3 separate regions of the Homo sapiens genome follow, and regions 2 and 3 are each linked to region 1. A link is a loop called in an ENCODE intact Hi-C map of the cell type or tissue named here. Cell type or tissue: GM12878. All regions are shown on one strand.

Region 1 (5,000 bases):
ACACGAGTTCTCAAATTGTTATCTTTCCTTAACGAAGAAAGGTGACAGGGTGAATTAGTTCTTCCTCCTTCAGAATAATGCTTTCCACATATCACCCTCTGCTGTGGTTGAGCTCCACCTACCTGGGAAGGCAGGTTATCCTCCATGACAGGGGAGACATCTGCAATATCTCTGCTCAACCAGGATTGTCCACCTTCATAAAGTCACAACGGCATTGAGATGCGGCTTTTCTTGCTGCATCTGTTTTGATGCAAAACCTACAAATGGAAAAAAGAATTTCCCAATCCCAAACACTCTGGGAAGCTCTTTGATCTTCTGTCTTGCAAGATGGGGTTCGAGTTTTAAGAAACAAATTTTTATGATTGCAAAGACCTTTGATGAGGCAAATAACATGCGGTAAACTAAGGAGTGATTTAAGATTTTGGTTTGCTAGGTTTCAGGAGCACCCCCCTTCCTTCTAATGATGTAGTGGAACATTCTCCACTTCAGTGACTTTTAAACATCGATGTTATTCCCCAGCAAACTTTCAAAATTGGTTTTATTTTTCTTACCTAACTGACGATTATAGGGTTCCTGTGAATTCTCTGCTCTTAGATAAGTTAGTGTTTCTGGATACAGAGAGTACTTGTTGGATGTCTGTTGGCTCAGTAGTTGTGTGTCACCCTGAGGCTCTGACTTAATTGGCAGCTCCACCCATGGGCAGTGGTGCCCCAGCAAGGGAAGGTGGGAAAGTTAGGCAGAGCAGAACGGCTGTTTCATTAAGTTCTCCTGACTACCTGGATTATTTGCTGTCTTAATCCCATCTTTTTTTTTAATTAATTTATCTTTTTATTACACTTTAAGTTCTAGGGTACATGAGCACAATGTGCAGGTTTGTTACATAGGTATACATGTGCCATATTGTTAACCCCATCTTTCAGGGCAGTAAAAAATAAAATAAAATAAAGATATTTCAAGGTGAAGTCTTACGTGATTGCTCCATAACTGTGGATCTCCTAAAAAGTATTTTTTTATGTGTGCCCCTCAACATTCTCAGTTGCCAGTGTGCCAAAATCGGATGAGTTGTAAAAGGTAAATATAAATTGAAAACAAAAGTGCCTACTGTAATATCTGGCACATAGTATTAAATAAATGTTAGTTGATACTGAACTATAGAGCCTTATACACAAATATCCTTCAAATGGAGAATTTTATATTGTAAAAGTCACATGATTCTCTTTTTATGCTGCCAGCAGTTCTCCATGATGGACATTCTAAATATTGAATATTATTATCTTTATTTTTGAAATGAAAGGGACGGGGAAAAAAATGTAAAAGATTAGCCTAAACGACGGTATGTGGTCACAGACAGAGGAAGCAGTCGAAGACTGATTTGTTTTATTCCATTTCATTTTTATTCAGAAAGGCAGAGGTGAGTTAGTTTTATAGGAAGTTGCAGTATCCAACTGTATTTTGTTTAATTTTTGAAACAATTTTGCTTATGTGGGTTATACTCGCTTTTAAGGTTTATTCCTGTTGAAACATGTAAATCTGGTTAATTAAAAAACTGCTGTGAAGTATTCCATTCTCAAATTCTCAAGTTTCTTGCCTTTTTTTTTAATAGTTAAAAAATTTCATTCCTTACTAAAGCAGGAATGTGTATGACAGTCATACAAGGCAATATTTCTCATGCTGGTCAAGATTTTTGGTTAAAATCTTAGCAAAGTCGTGGCAATCTTAGGAATTTAGATTTTCAGACACTGAGTAGTTGCATAAATTGGACAGTGGTTCTTTGATTTAGTTTTGTACGTGTATTCTAAGTAAGTTATTTATATAAATTACTAAACCTAACTCAGTATTTTTAATCATAATCTTCAGCATGCATCATTATATGTTGTAGAGGAAAAGAGCTTTTAATCTAGTGGAATTCCAAATCATCTGTGTTGCCGTTCCTGAGAGAAATAGATAATGTTTGGGTAATGGTTATCATGCAGTTGGTTTAGATGACTGTTGTGAACTGAGTGTTTGCATCTGCCCAAAATTCATAGGTTGAAACCGAAACCCCCAATGTGACTATATTTGGAGATAGGACCCATGAGATGATAAAGGCTAAATGAAGTTAAAGAGTGGGTTCCTAATCTCACAAGGCTGGTGCCCTTATAAAAAGAGGAAGAGAGATCAGAGCTGTCTCTCTCCATGTGAGGACACAGCAAGAAGGCTCTTGTCTGAAAGCCAAGCAGAGAGCCCTCAGCAGGAAACAAACCATGCTGGCAACCCCAAACCTGGACTTCCCAGGCTCCTTCACTGTGAGAAATCAACCTCTGTGGTCTAAGCCACCCAGTCTGGTATTTTGTTATGGCAGCTCGTGATGACTAATATAATAATCGATGTATTATAACACTTGTGGGGACCTCACAATTTTAAGGAGTGACAAAAACATGAGTCGTCCTGGGTTTTGTTTATACTCTGTGTCTCAGAATCAGTGAAGCAAAGAAGTTGATGCTGGAGTAATCTCTGCTACATCCTCAAAATGGCCCAATGAGGCCAGTGTTGAGAAATAAATTTATCGCTGCACATTATTATCATTACTACCTTAAGGATGAGGAAACTTACTTGCCAAGAGTCACACAGTTAAAGTACAAATTCAGAGGTCTTTCTATACCACACTGCCTTTTAGTTTCAAAATTCTGTCCTGAATCATTTTATTGGTATGACTTGCATCACCCTAAAGAGAGCTCTGATCTCAGGGAAGCTTTGTGCAAAAAAAGGGAACCATAGGAGCTGGATGACATTTAATTGACCCAGAAACTTCTAAAAATTCCAAAGGTGATGTTATGTGGAGTTACATGCCACTTACAGAAACCAGCTTCCAGCAAGTGGCTTACCAAGACTAAGGAGGTAGCAAAAGGTAACTGCTGAAGGTGAGAGAGTGGCTTGGTGCAGTGATTTCAGAATAGAATCTATCAGTCAAGGTCCTGGCAGGAAGAGTACTTTCAGGCTGGGTGTTTGATGAAAATTTCTAGGAGAACATGAACAGGGTTTTCAAAAAGTGACTAAGGCTGGTGTAGCACCCCTAAGGGGCATTAAGAATGCAGGGCCATTATTATCCCAGGCCTGAAGAGGACAGTGCGGGTGAGCAATTATAGGAGCCCAGAGAGAGAATTGTGTGGAAAGAGCTCCTGACAGGAGCTTTGACCTTCTGTGGAGAGTCACAGCCTGTCCACAGCGACCCTCATTCTCTTCCTACCCTCTGCACTCTGCAAACCAGGGGAAGTGGGGCAGTGGCTCAACACAAGCAGAAGCCAAAGGACAAGGGAGTGCTGATAGCTATATAAACCTCCTCCTGTGCGTGCACATGCATGTACACACACACACACGCACGCGCGAGAGTATAGAGAGAGGATCTGCCTGGACAGGCAGTTCAAATGTATCAGACTCCTTCATTGTGGCCCCTCAGTACTCTATGATCTGGCCTATCCCTGCCTTCCTGCTCACCACACACCACTCACTCTGCTCAGCCACACTGACCCTGGGCCATGGGTCATTTGTGCGATTCTCTGTGAGACATTGTTCTTCCTCAGCTCAAGCACGTCTTTTTCAGAGACCCCTTTCCCCCACCAGAGTTTCTGCTCTCCCTTAAGTTCTCCATTTTTACCCACATGTGACCCCACTCACCCTTTTCTTTGATTCCCTTGTTTTGTTTCCTTCGTGCAGCCCCTAGTTTCTTAGCTTGGGAAGATACTTATCATTCATCATCCCCTGTATTTTTGAAAACTCCAGGAGATCTGGGCCTTGTCTGCTTTGTTCCCTGCTCTATCTTTAGCCCCTGGAACAGTGCCTGGCATTTTGTAGGCTCTTGAGATAGGCTTGTTGAATTGCCGAATGAGTGAATGAATGAACAAATGGAGTGTTTGGGGTGTACAGTGTAAAGCACAACTTAATAACTAAGACTCTGGAATGTAGCAAATAAATAAAGTGGCCGAGGGCATCAGGCAGAGATATGTGGAGTTCTATAGCAAAGAGCATCAAATTATGTCTTTATGCTGTCGCTGTTGAATTTACTGGCCCCAGGATTACACTGAACAAAGTCCTTATTGAACCCAGCATTTCAACAGTGCTGTCCTTGCTGCCTGTTAGAAAGCATAAACTGGAAGTCTTGATAAGTGGCAGCAAATGCTCTTGTTTTCCGTGAGCATCTCGGAAACATCAGGGACAAAGTCAATTTGATGCTTTTCTTGAGAAAGCCCATCAGTTTAGGTGATGCGTTTACATTTTTTTCATACTATATGATTTAATTCTCCATACTGTTCCTATATATCAGAGTTTTTGATCTTGATTCCTTTGACTAGGATTTTAAATATGTTTATTGAATTAAATTTCTTATTCAATTTATGGGTCAAGGGGGTCCAGTATGCCCCATTAGCTGATAGATGGACTGACCATGATGCTATTTTTTTCTGCCAAGCTAAGCTTCTCCTAAGCTGCATTTCTGTTTGGTCAAGGAAATCCTCCCCCTCCTTCCATCTCCACTTCCCTCAGTAGCGCCTTTACTTAACACTTGTAGATTTTTTTGGTGATTTACAAAAATCACATTTTCCCTTTTAGAAATAATTGATCTTTGAATCTGGGGATTCTTGCCCCACTTAAGATACTTAAAGAAACTCTAGTGAGTGTGTGAATTAATTAAGAGGTATTGAGTGGCTCCACCATGCTGGGTGCTATCTGGGCCCTGAAAACACCAGGAAGAACAAGACAGACTTGGTTCACTTCTTATGGAGCTTCTTGTGAGTTGGGGGAAGATTTTTTAAAAACCAAGAAAATATAAAATAAAGAAAGGAATTATAAGCTGTGTAAGGTAGAGCATCCCCAGGGGCCCCACTTTAGGCAGAGCCATCAAGGGGGCCCTTTCTGAGGGGTAATCAAAAGGTAGATGGGAAAAGCAGGTGGGAGGGGGGCACTCTGGACAAAGGGAACAAGGCCAAGTCCCTGAGTGAAGGAGGAAATGCTATATTTGTGGCAGT
Region 2 (5,000 bases), 72 kb before region 1:
TGGTTCCTTCCCTGCACCCCCACACCCCCGGTCTCTCTTCCAGGAGTTTTTTGCTATAATAGATGTGCTGGCTATTTTTTCACTGGCACTCTTGATAGAAGCTGCCTGGCAGTAAATACTGCACACTACTGCAGACTGCCTCCAACCGGATTTCTTAATCCTTAGCTTGTTCCAATACTGGTATGGCTGAGTTAGCACATTGGGTGCAATAAAACACTAGGGCTGGTCTGAGATAGAGAGAGACAAAAAAGCCTTCCTCATTCTCAAAATTCTTTCAAAAGGCTTTATTTCTGGAGTCAGAGATAAAACAGGCTAAAGTCCATAAGCAAACGATGAACTTTGAAGTCCAGGCTGCTGAGACTCAGCAGCGCTCTAGATGGGGAACGCAATCATCATTGCTTGCAATAGGTTTGCGTTGCCATTTTGTAAGCTGCCTTCTTATGTGTAAAAATGGAATGGAAGGCTTAAAAAAATCTTACTGCCTCTTGGCCACCCTTAAATTACACTGGTCTCAAAAGCCATTTTTCAATGGAGCAGAAAATATGGGGCCATGTAGAATCTCCATATTCCATTAGTAAATACAGTGAAAAAAGAAAAAAAAAGACTGATATAAAAAATTTTAAAATCGCATTTGCACAAGAAGTAAGGTGATTTCCATAAGGAGACTTCTGGTTTGTAAGTCTGTGAACGGCATATAGGAAAATCAGAATTACTGACATATTTGGTATTAATTAGTAAACAAGTTGTGGAGACTGCTAGCTGTCCACCAAAACCACTTTTCTATTTCCTTCATGGTAACGGAAGCTGTACAATGACTGCCTAGACACCTTACACTTCCCAATTGCCTTTGCAGTTCAGTGAGGCCAGGAGGCATAAAAGGAGAATATAGTAGTTTGTAGTCTCATGTCTGGACTTCAGAATTTTTTTTTTTGGCAGTAATGATATGATTTTGGATTGCAGGAAAAGCAATCAGAAGTCATTATTTCCTTGAATAGCAAAATCTTTAAAGCATAGTATTCTTTTTTTTTAATCTTTTTTTTTTATTATACTTTAAGTTTTAGGGTACATGTGCACAATGTGCAGGTTAGTTACATATGTATACATGTGACATGCTGGTGCGCTGCACCCACTAACTCGTCATCTAGCATTAGGTATATCTCCCAGTGCTATCCCTCCCCCCTCCCCCCACCCCACACCAGTCCCCAGAGTGTGATGTTCCCCTTCCTGTGTCCGTGTGTTCTCATTGTTCAATTCCCACCTATGAGTGAGAATATGCAGTGTTTGGTTTTTTGTTCTTGCGATAGTTTACTGAGAATGATGATTTCCAATTTCATCCATGTCCCTGCAAAGGACATGAACTCATCATTTTTTATGGCTGCATAGTATTCCGTAGTGTATATGTGCCACATTTTCTTAATCCAGTCTATGATTGTTTGACATTTGGGTTGGTTCCAAGTCTTTGCTATTGTGAACAGTGCCGCAATAAACATATGTGTGCATGTGTCTTTATAGCAGCATGATTTATAGTCCTTTGGGTATATACCCAGTAATGGGATGGCTGGGTCAAATGGTATTTCTAGTTCTAGATCCCTGAGGAATCGCCACAGTGACTTCCACAAGGGTTGAACTAGTTTACAGTCCCACCAACAGTGTAAAAGTGTTCCTATTTCTCCACATCCTCTCTAGCACCTGTTGTTTCCTGACTTTTTAATGATTGCCATTCTCACTGGTGTGAGATGATATCTCATTGCGGTTTTGATTTGCATTTCTCTGATGGCCAGTGATGGTGAGCATTTTTTCATGTGTTTTTTGGCTGCATAAATGTCTTCTTTTGAAAAGTGTCTGTTCATGTCCTTTGCCCACTTTTTGATGGGGTTGTTTGTTTTTTTCTTGTAAATTTGTTTCAGTTCATTGTAGATTCTGGATATTAGCCCTTTGTGAGATGAGTAGGTTGTGAAAATTTTCTCCCATTTTGTGGGTTGCCTGTTCACTCTGATGGTAGTTTCTTTTGCTGTGCAGAAGCTCTTTAGTTTAATTAGATCCCATTTGTCAATTTTGGCTTTTGTTGCCATTGCTTTTGGTGTTTTAGACATGAAGTCCTTGCCCATGCCTATGTCCTGAATGGTAATGCCTAGGTTTTCTCCTAGGGTTTTTATGGTGAAGCATAATATTCTTAGGAATGCATCTTACCTATCAAAAGCTAACAGCATGTGTGGATGTGGTGAGCATCCAGCTCATAACTATATTTGATTGTACTCATATTCCTCTCCAGGTGTTCAGTTCAGAATAGCATAAACTCTTCGTAAGGTGTGATCATATCCTTAAGTCAGTGAAAAATGTAGGGGTTAAGCTGGATAAAGAGCCATTTAGAGAAATATTGAAGGCAGATGGAGATTTAATTCACATTGAGAGACCAAGGCCAGGGTGTGCTGGCCTGGTAGGGGATGGAGGCTTGGCATGGTGGTGGAATCCTTGGGTATGGGGTGGAAACATGAGGGAGAAGGCTTATATTCAAAGCAGAACTGGAGGGCCTGGGGACAGGTGAGCAGATAAGAGTATAAATTGACAGCAGGGCTCAGAACAAAGGTTTCTGGAAAGAGTCTAGCAGTTTGGTGTTAGGAGGAAGTAGATGTCAAAGGGATATTAATGCAGGTGGCTACAAAGCCTGAGCAGGTGGTCAGCAACCTGGAGATCCACGGAAACTGGAAAGGCAAGACAAAGAAGGCAAAATGGATGCACAATGAAAACATAAAGGGGAGATTTTGACAGGGATGCCAAGCTGACGTTAGCCAGAGGCTTTCTCATATTCATTTAGGGCAGTGCCAGACCTGCAAAGGGAGCTACCTGCTGCTTCATCTCTGCTGCCTTTATCAGCTCTGGTGGAGGGAGTCATAGCAGAAGTGAAACTCAGAGACCTCCTGGTGGCCAGAAAGAGAGTCATCTCATTGTTCTTGTAGTGGAGAAAAGTCGTGCACCGCCTCAGAAGGTACAGTTGTAATGGCATACTGCTTTCGGGGCTTGATGGGCTTCAGTCTTAGCCCATGTCAAAGTCCTGGTGACTTTTCCAAACGGAGTAGTCACACTGAGGTTAAAAGCAGAGAAAATACAAAGGGAGCCTTCACAGCCCTTTGGAAACCCAACCATACCAACTGTTTGGCCTATGTTCCTTGAAGTTTTACATGGAAGAGATTCCAGAAAGAGAGTACTACAGCAATAGACTTCTCTCATTTCCAAATTGCGGTTGTGGTCCTAGAATCTTCTTGTCAACAGGAGAACTCACTCTTTCAAATGGGAAATAAGCTCTTTTCTGATCTTTCCTAATAGAAAGTAGGCCAAAGGTTTTTCTAGGACAGCAATGTCATTTTGAATTTCATGGTTACCCATGGCAGCTTCCAGTGGAGGCTTGATTTATATCCGGATCCTTGTGATTTTAGAGATGAAGTCAGCTTTGCTTTGGGATTCTAATTTCCAATTAACAAACACATTATTTTATGATAACTCTGGTTTAATGACTAACAAGAATGATTAACAGAAGGTCAACTGTATTCAGAAAGGCAGGGCAACCCTCAGAGTCACACGTACTTCTTTCCTTAGAGATGACAATATCCAATGTTGTTATGAATTTTCATGAGAATTAATACTTGGATTCGCGTCTCTGCTGAAGGTCTTTGATGATGGAACTAAAACAAGCAAGCAAATAGCTCTTCGAGCTTCATGTGGAAAAAGCCCTTAATTTATTACTAATGTCTTGTTAATCATAGAAAAACTGGAGCAAGGGAAATGGGACCAGTTAACTTTGAGTATGTACAGTGTTGTGGTGGTTTTGCACCTTGAAGATAACCTTAGTCAGAGTGGAAGCCAAATAACTGAGTCCAAGCTGGGTGCAGTGGCTCACCCCTGTAATCCCAACACTTTGGGTGCCTGAGGTAGGAGGATTGTTTGAGCCCAGGAGTTCAAGATCAGGCTGAGCAACATATTCAGACCCCATCTCTACAAAAAATAAAAAAAATTAGCTGGGTGTGGTGGCATGCACCTGTAGTCCTAGCTACTTAGAATACTGAGGCAGGAGGATTGCTTGAGCCCAGGAGTTCGAGTCTGCAATGGGCTACCATTATGTCATTGCACTCTAGCCTGGGCAACAGAGCAAGACTTCATTTCTAACAAACAAACAGACAGACAAAACCCAGGTCTAGATTAGTAACAAAACACTTAAGCTCTGCTTCTTTTTATCACAGTCTTATTGCTCCTGACCCCAAGCTTTCCTCCAGTTTGCACTCCTGAGACAGTCCATGCACATTTTAAGTGGTCTAAAAGGAGTCTTGCCAATCAGATCGTTTGTTACTAAACTCTCAGAATCCCTAATTAAATGTCCAGCCCCTGAGATCAAGGCTTTGGCTATGCCTGGGTATTTTACAGAGCTTTTGTTTTATGAGCTTGAGAAATATTCCTGTTCTTCTCTTCATGCCAATCCACATCTCCAGAAAATTGAGGAGAGGGCAGTCCCTGGGCAAGCCTTCTTGCTTTTACTCAGAGACAATTTTTCTTGCCAATTTTCCTGATGGTCTTTGGCTGAAGAGGAAGGGAGTTCCAGTGGGAACCTGATTTATGTGTTTAAGATGAAATCTGGATTGTAATTTCCCAAGAACAAACATATTACTTTATAACAAGCAAATACCCTTGCAACCTTGCCTTTAGTTTAGAGACCAACAAGCATGGGTAGCAGAGGGTCAATGTGGCAGATGCTGCAGATCTTCCTGCTTAAGACCTCTTCTTTCTAGCATGTCCTCCTAGACATGGTAGCCTGGTAAGCTGGAAACTGTATCTCACAGATTCCTTTGCAGTTAGAGGTACCTCTGACCTTCATTCTTCAAGTGGACACATCTGTGTCCGGAATTGGTGAGTTCGTGGTCTCACTGACTTCAAGAATGAAGCCACGGACCCTCGCGGTGAGTGTTACAGTTCTTAAAGGCGGCGTGTCTGGAGTTTGTTCCTTCTGATCT
Region 3 (5,000 bases), 270 kb before region 1:
GTGGCTCACCCCCTGTAATCCCAGGACTTTGGGAAGCCGAGGCGGGCAGATCACCTGAGGTCGAGAGTTCGAGACCAGCCCGACCAACATGGACAAACCCTGTCTCTACTAAAAATACAAAATTAGTCGGGCATGGTGGCACATGCCTGTAATCCCAGCTACTTGGGAGGCTGAGGCAAGAGAATCGCTTTAACCCGGGAGATGGAGGTTGTGGTGAGCCGAGGTCATGCCATTGCACTCTAGCCTGGGCAACAAGAATGAAACTCTGTCTTAAAAAAAAAAAAAAAAAAAAAAAGGATACCTGGAGCTGGCAACAAGATACAACTGATGAGGCTGAAGCTGTATCTGATGTGTGTGGTTTTTTTTTTTTTTTTTTGGTCTGATTTTTTTTTTTAAGGGACTTTTATAACTAAGAAGTGAAGTTCAATAAGGACCTAATAAGAAAATGAGATCTTGAGGATTGATACCATCTTGAGAGTAGTATATATGTTATATATTTCTTTTTTCCATATTTGTTAATATCTTTTTACATATACATTCATTTCTAGAATTTCTGCATATTTCTAACATACCCAATGAAATTGATTTGAGAAAGAGAAATAATAGAAGTAGTATGCATAAACTGACAAAGATACTGTGAGGGCAGCTATACAAGGTCAAGACCAACTGGAATCCCAAGGACAGAAGTCAGAAAGATAATGGATGTGATAAACTCAGTACAGCCTGTATAAGCAGTGATACTTTTTTATTTCCTCTGAAGCCTTGACTTGGGGAGAGGAGAGGGTTTTAGAGTTGACAGAGCACAGGGTTGTGAAATTTTCTATTGAAAATCCTGGCACATTTAGAACACAGTGGAGAAGAAATTTACTGGAGGAGATTTGCCCACTTGTTGCAAAACTCTGTTGCTGTCACTGTAAGACCTTTGGTGCTAGGAACTATAGGTAAAGGGATGAAGTTGAAGTGTAGGATCTCACTGTGATTTTGAAGCTCTGTTACAGGGTAGAGGCCTGTGTTAAGTACAAGCTTGAGATGGGAGAGAAAGAGCAGATACAGCAACTGATGCTGAATTGAGAGAGGATCCAAAGCCCGGAATCCCAGTTGGTTGGATGTTTGCACTTTTTTTTTGTCTGGAGATGCTTCCTAGTCTGTTTCTTGACCGACTGCACATGCTGTTAAATCCACTCAGGTAACACATATGTGTTGGGCGCACAGCCCATGTCCAGATTGGACTCGGAGTTGGGCAGAGGCCAGGTCATGCAGGGCCTTGTAGGCCATGGTAAGGAATTTGGATTTTAGCTTGAATGCGATGAGAAACCATTTCAGAATTTTGAGCAAGGCAGTGACTTTTTTTTTTTTTTTTTTTTTTAAACAAATCTTACTGTTGACTGTTGTATAGAGAATTGACTGTAGAGAGGCAAGAAGAGGACAAGGGAAATCAGTTGCAAGACTTTTTCAGTGGTCCTGGTGAGAGAAGATAGGCTTCTTTGGTAGGCATGGAAGTGGTGGGAAGTGGCAAGAAATGGTCACGTTGTCCTGAGATAATGAGGATATGGATATATGTGGAGTTGTGAAAGAATGAGAATTAAGGAAAATACCTGGATTTTGGAGGTGGATGGAATCAAGAGTTGTGACTCATTTTTGATATATCCTGTGGCTGCCAAGTGATTATGGTCCTTCCACAGGAAGGCCAGGGCTGGAGACACCTATGGGCAAATAGGTGGGCTTTAAAGTTATTGGGCTGGAAGAGGTCACCTCTAGAGTTAGTTCCAATGGAAAAGACTAGGGCCCAGAGGTGGGCTATGGAGCAGTAGGAGCCAGCGCCGTGTCCATTGAGGGGGAAGAAAACCCAGCCAGTCTGGTGTTTCTGGAAAGCAATGGAAGAAATTCTAGCAAGGAAGGTGTGATCAGCTGTGTCAATTGCTGCCAAGAAGTCAGGTTAAAATGAGACTCAGAATTGATTTTTGGTGACATTAGCACAAATCGTTTCTGGGGTAAAGGGTAGTGATGGGGAAATAAAAAGTTTGATTAGAGTGCTTGGATTTTTTGTGGGAGGTGAGAAAAAACAGGACACTATGAATATAGCACCCTTTTCTATAAGGGGCAAAGAGATCAGGGAATATCTGTCATTTTTTAAAGTGGAGAACTCTCACAGCCTGTTTGTATGCTGATGGGAATGATGAGAGAGGGGTGGAGAAGAGCTGTCCATACTAGAGAGAGAGAGGAGACAGTGTCCTGAAATAGGGTGCATCCATGGGTCTCTGGAGCTAGGACAGTCCTCCATTATAACAGGAGAAAGTCAGAGAATATGTACAGATTTAGGAGTGGTACAGTTTTTTCTAGGAAAAAACTAGAGCGTTTTCATTTTATCACTGTGCAGGGTATTGTTGCTGTGTTAAGGGATTAAAAAAAATACACATGTCATAGACAGCAGTTAAATATTCATTTCCTTGCCTCCTCCTACAGTTTAGAAGCTTTGGCCATTTTGTGTTCTGACAGCAAAAATAATTAGAATGGGGGAGGTATAAAAGCAGGTCTCAATCTGTTCTTTCATTTGTTCATTCCTTTATTCATTCCTTACTTTGTTTACCCAGCAAAAATACCTAGTAAAAATATTTCCTCAGCAAACATTTTTTTGAATGTCTATTATATGCCTAGCACAGTCTGGGTCCTGGAGGTACAGTAGTGAAGAAACCAAGTCTCTGCTATCATGAAGCTTATATTCAAATTTATTCCAGACAAATAAATATATTTTGGTTGGCGTTACGTGCTATAAGGGAGAATCAAGCAGGAGAAGGTGGTAGAAAGAGATGGTGGAAAAGAAGAATTTTATTTGTTTATGTTTGAGTAGGGACCTGAGTACAGTTAGGAGCCATTTGGCCCCCTTGTGGAGGGAACTTTTTAGACCCAGGACCTGTGTACAATCCCCCCGGGGGTCGAGGAGAGGGAGAGTGTATTTGGTGTGTTTGAGGAGACACCAGAGTGACTGAAGCTGGATGAGGGAGAGAGGAGAGTTCCAGAAGATGAAATCTAAGATGGAGCTTGAGGCCAGGCTCCAGAGAGCCTTCCAGAACCAAGTAAGACTCAGAAAGGTGGGAGAGACTGGGGGGCTTTGCGCAGAGGAGGGACAGGCTGTGACTTAAGTTCTAAACGTATCTCAGTGTGTGGGAACTGATCCTAAGCTTAACCTCTGGCTTTTGATTTCATTCTCATTTCTCAGTGGTTGAGGGAGATGATGTTACCCCGTGTGAATTATATTAACTGATTTCACATGCAAGATCGTAAATACTGAGTCCTTTTTCAGAGAGTGGACAAAATGGTACCTTTCTCTGAAGACATTAATTGAAAGAGTATTACTTTCCCCAGAGAACGTATTCCAGGTGTCTCTGGTTGTGTACACACACACACACACACACACACACGTGCTGTTGAATTAATATAGCTGATGTTTACTAAAGTTACAAATAACAAAAAATTGGAAATGATGAGGTAATAATATAAATAGAAATGCCAGTCTTTTTTTTTTTTTTTTTTTGCACTCTTTGCATACTCCCTGGGTTTGACCATGTCTCCTACTTAGGAGACTGGTCCAGAGCCCTGAGAAATTAGTTGCATTTATTACTTTTTGACTATTTTTTTTAAATTAAAAAAAGAGGTCAGAAATTGGTAAAAGTTCAAACTACACTAAAATGTTATATAATGAAAAGTAGGTTTTACTTCCCCCTTATGCCCCCCAGACTGTTCCCTAGAGCCAATTATTTTGAACAGTTTTGTATGTCCTCGAAATAGTCCCCGTATGTTCAAGAATATATATTTATATTTTTGTCCCCTTATACAAATCACAGCATATTAAAGAAACTGATCTGCACCTTTAAAATGTTCCTTTGAACATCTTTGCACATGTGTGTTTCAAAATTTAATTGCCCCCCAACTTGATTGCATCCGTTTGCATTCCCAGCAATGGTGGAACATGAATTGCCTGTAGTTTCTACAATTTAATACTGTGAGTTATAATTTTCTGGCTTTAATCTGTGCTAATCTGATAGTAATCTATTATTTTAATTTGCATTTTTCATGGGTACAAGCCATTGTATTTATTTTCCTAAATATTGATAATTTATAACCTTTGATTATCTAGTGAGTTGTTGGCCATTTCTTATTTTAAAGTATTTCAGTGTATAATAATTAAATATATAATTTTTTCATGTGTTTTGCAAATTTTTTTATGTGCTTTGCAAATATTTTTTCCCATCTCTTCATTTGTCGTTTGATTCTGTTTATGCTGTTCCTCCCCCTACTCCGTGCAAATATCTTAAACTGTATAGTCAGATTCATTGATTGATGGAGTCAGCGTCTCACTCCATCACCCAGGCTGGAGTGCAGTGGCACGATCTCTGGTCATTGCAACCTCTGCCTCCTGGGTTCAAGTGATTCTCCTGCCTCAGCCTCTCGAGTGGCTGGAATTACAGGTGCCCACCACCATGACTGGTTAATTTTTGTACTTCTAGTAGAGATGGGGTTTCACCATGTTGGCTGGGCTGGTCCTGAACTCCTGGCCTCAGGTGATCCACCCACCTTGGCCTCCCAAAGTGCTGGGATTACAGGGGTGAGCCACTGTGCCCAGCCAAACATTTTTATTTATTAACCTTGGAGTAAGAAATGTCTCCCTAAACCAATACAAAACCCCTTAGCCATAAAAGGCAATGAATTATAAATCTGACTATAAGGCAGGGCGCGGCTCACGCCTATAATCCCAGTACTTTGGGAGGCAGAGGCGGGTGAATCACCTGAGACCAGGAATGCAAAACCAGCCTGGCCAATATGGAGAAACCTTGTAGCTGGGAGTGGTGTCGCGTGCCTGTAATCCCACCTATTTGAGAGGCTGAGAACCGAGAATTGCTTGAACTGGGGAGGCGGAGGCTGCAGTGAGCCAAGATCGTGCCACTGCACTCCAGCCTGGGAAACACAGAAAGACCTTGTCTCAAAAAAAAAAAAAAAATTTT

The links. Hi-C counts contacts between places; a loop is a spot of excess contacts. Peaks named below come from ENCODE experiments on the same cell type or tissue, not always from the same donor. Only the 100,000 strongest peaks of a DNase experiment are listed, where the experiment ranks them.
Region 2: it touches region 1 in a loop (2.3-fold over the local background); 3 of 110 quality-filtered maps call a loop at or near these places.
Region 3: a loop joins it to region 1, with 3 times the contacts of the local background. A loop is called at or near these places in 2 of 110 quality-filtered maps.

What each region holds. Positions count from the first base shown.
Region 1 is chr5:124,451,010-124,456,009 of GRCh38, reverse strand. No RefSeq gene overlaps it. Among named protein-coding and RNA genes, the nearest start is that of LINC01170, 15 kb to the right of the region's middle. In GM12878, no CTCF peak of the experiment used is centred here; DNase peaks (open chromatin) are centred at 2,209 and 2,625; H3K27ac peaks cover 294 bases.
Region 2 is chr5:124,522,660-124,527,659 of GRCh38, reverse strand. No RefSeq gene overlaps it. Among named protein-coding and RNA genes, the nearest start is that of LINC01170, 87 kb to the right of the region's middle. In GM12878, a CTCF peak has its summit at 2,921; a DNase peak (open chromatin) is centred at 2,889.
Region 3 is chr5:124,723,029-124,728,028 of GRCh38, reverse strand. All of the region lies in intron 2 of ZNF608 (zinc finger protein 608), which reads left to right. Among named protein-coding and RNA genes, the nearest start is that of ZNF608, 21 kb to the left of the region's middle. In GM12878, a CTCF peak has its summit at 2,881; no DNase peak of the experiment used is centred here; H3K4me3 peaks cover 731 bases; H3K27ac peaks cover 2,125 bases.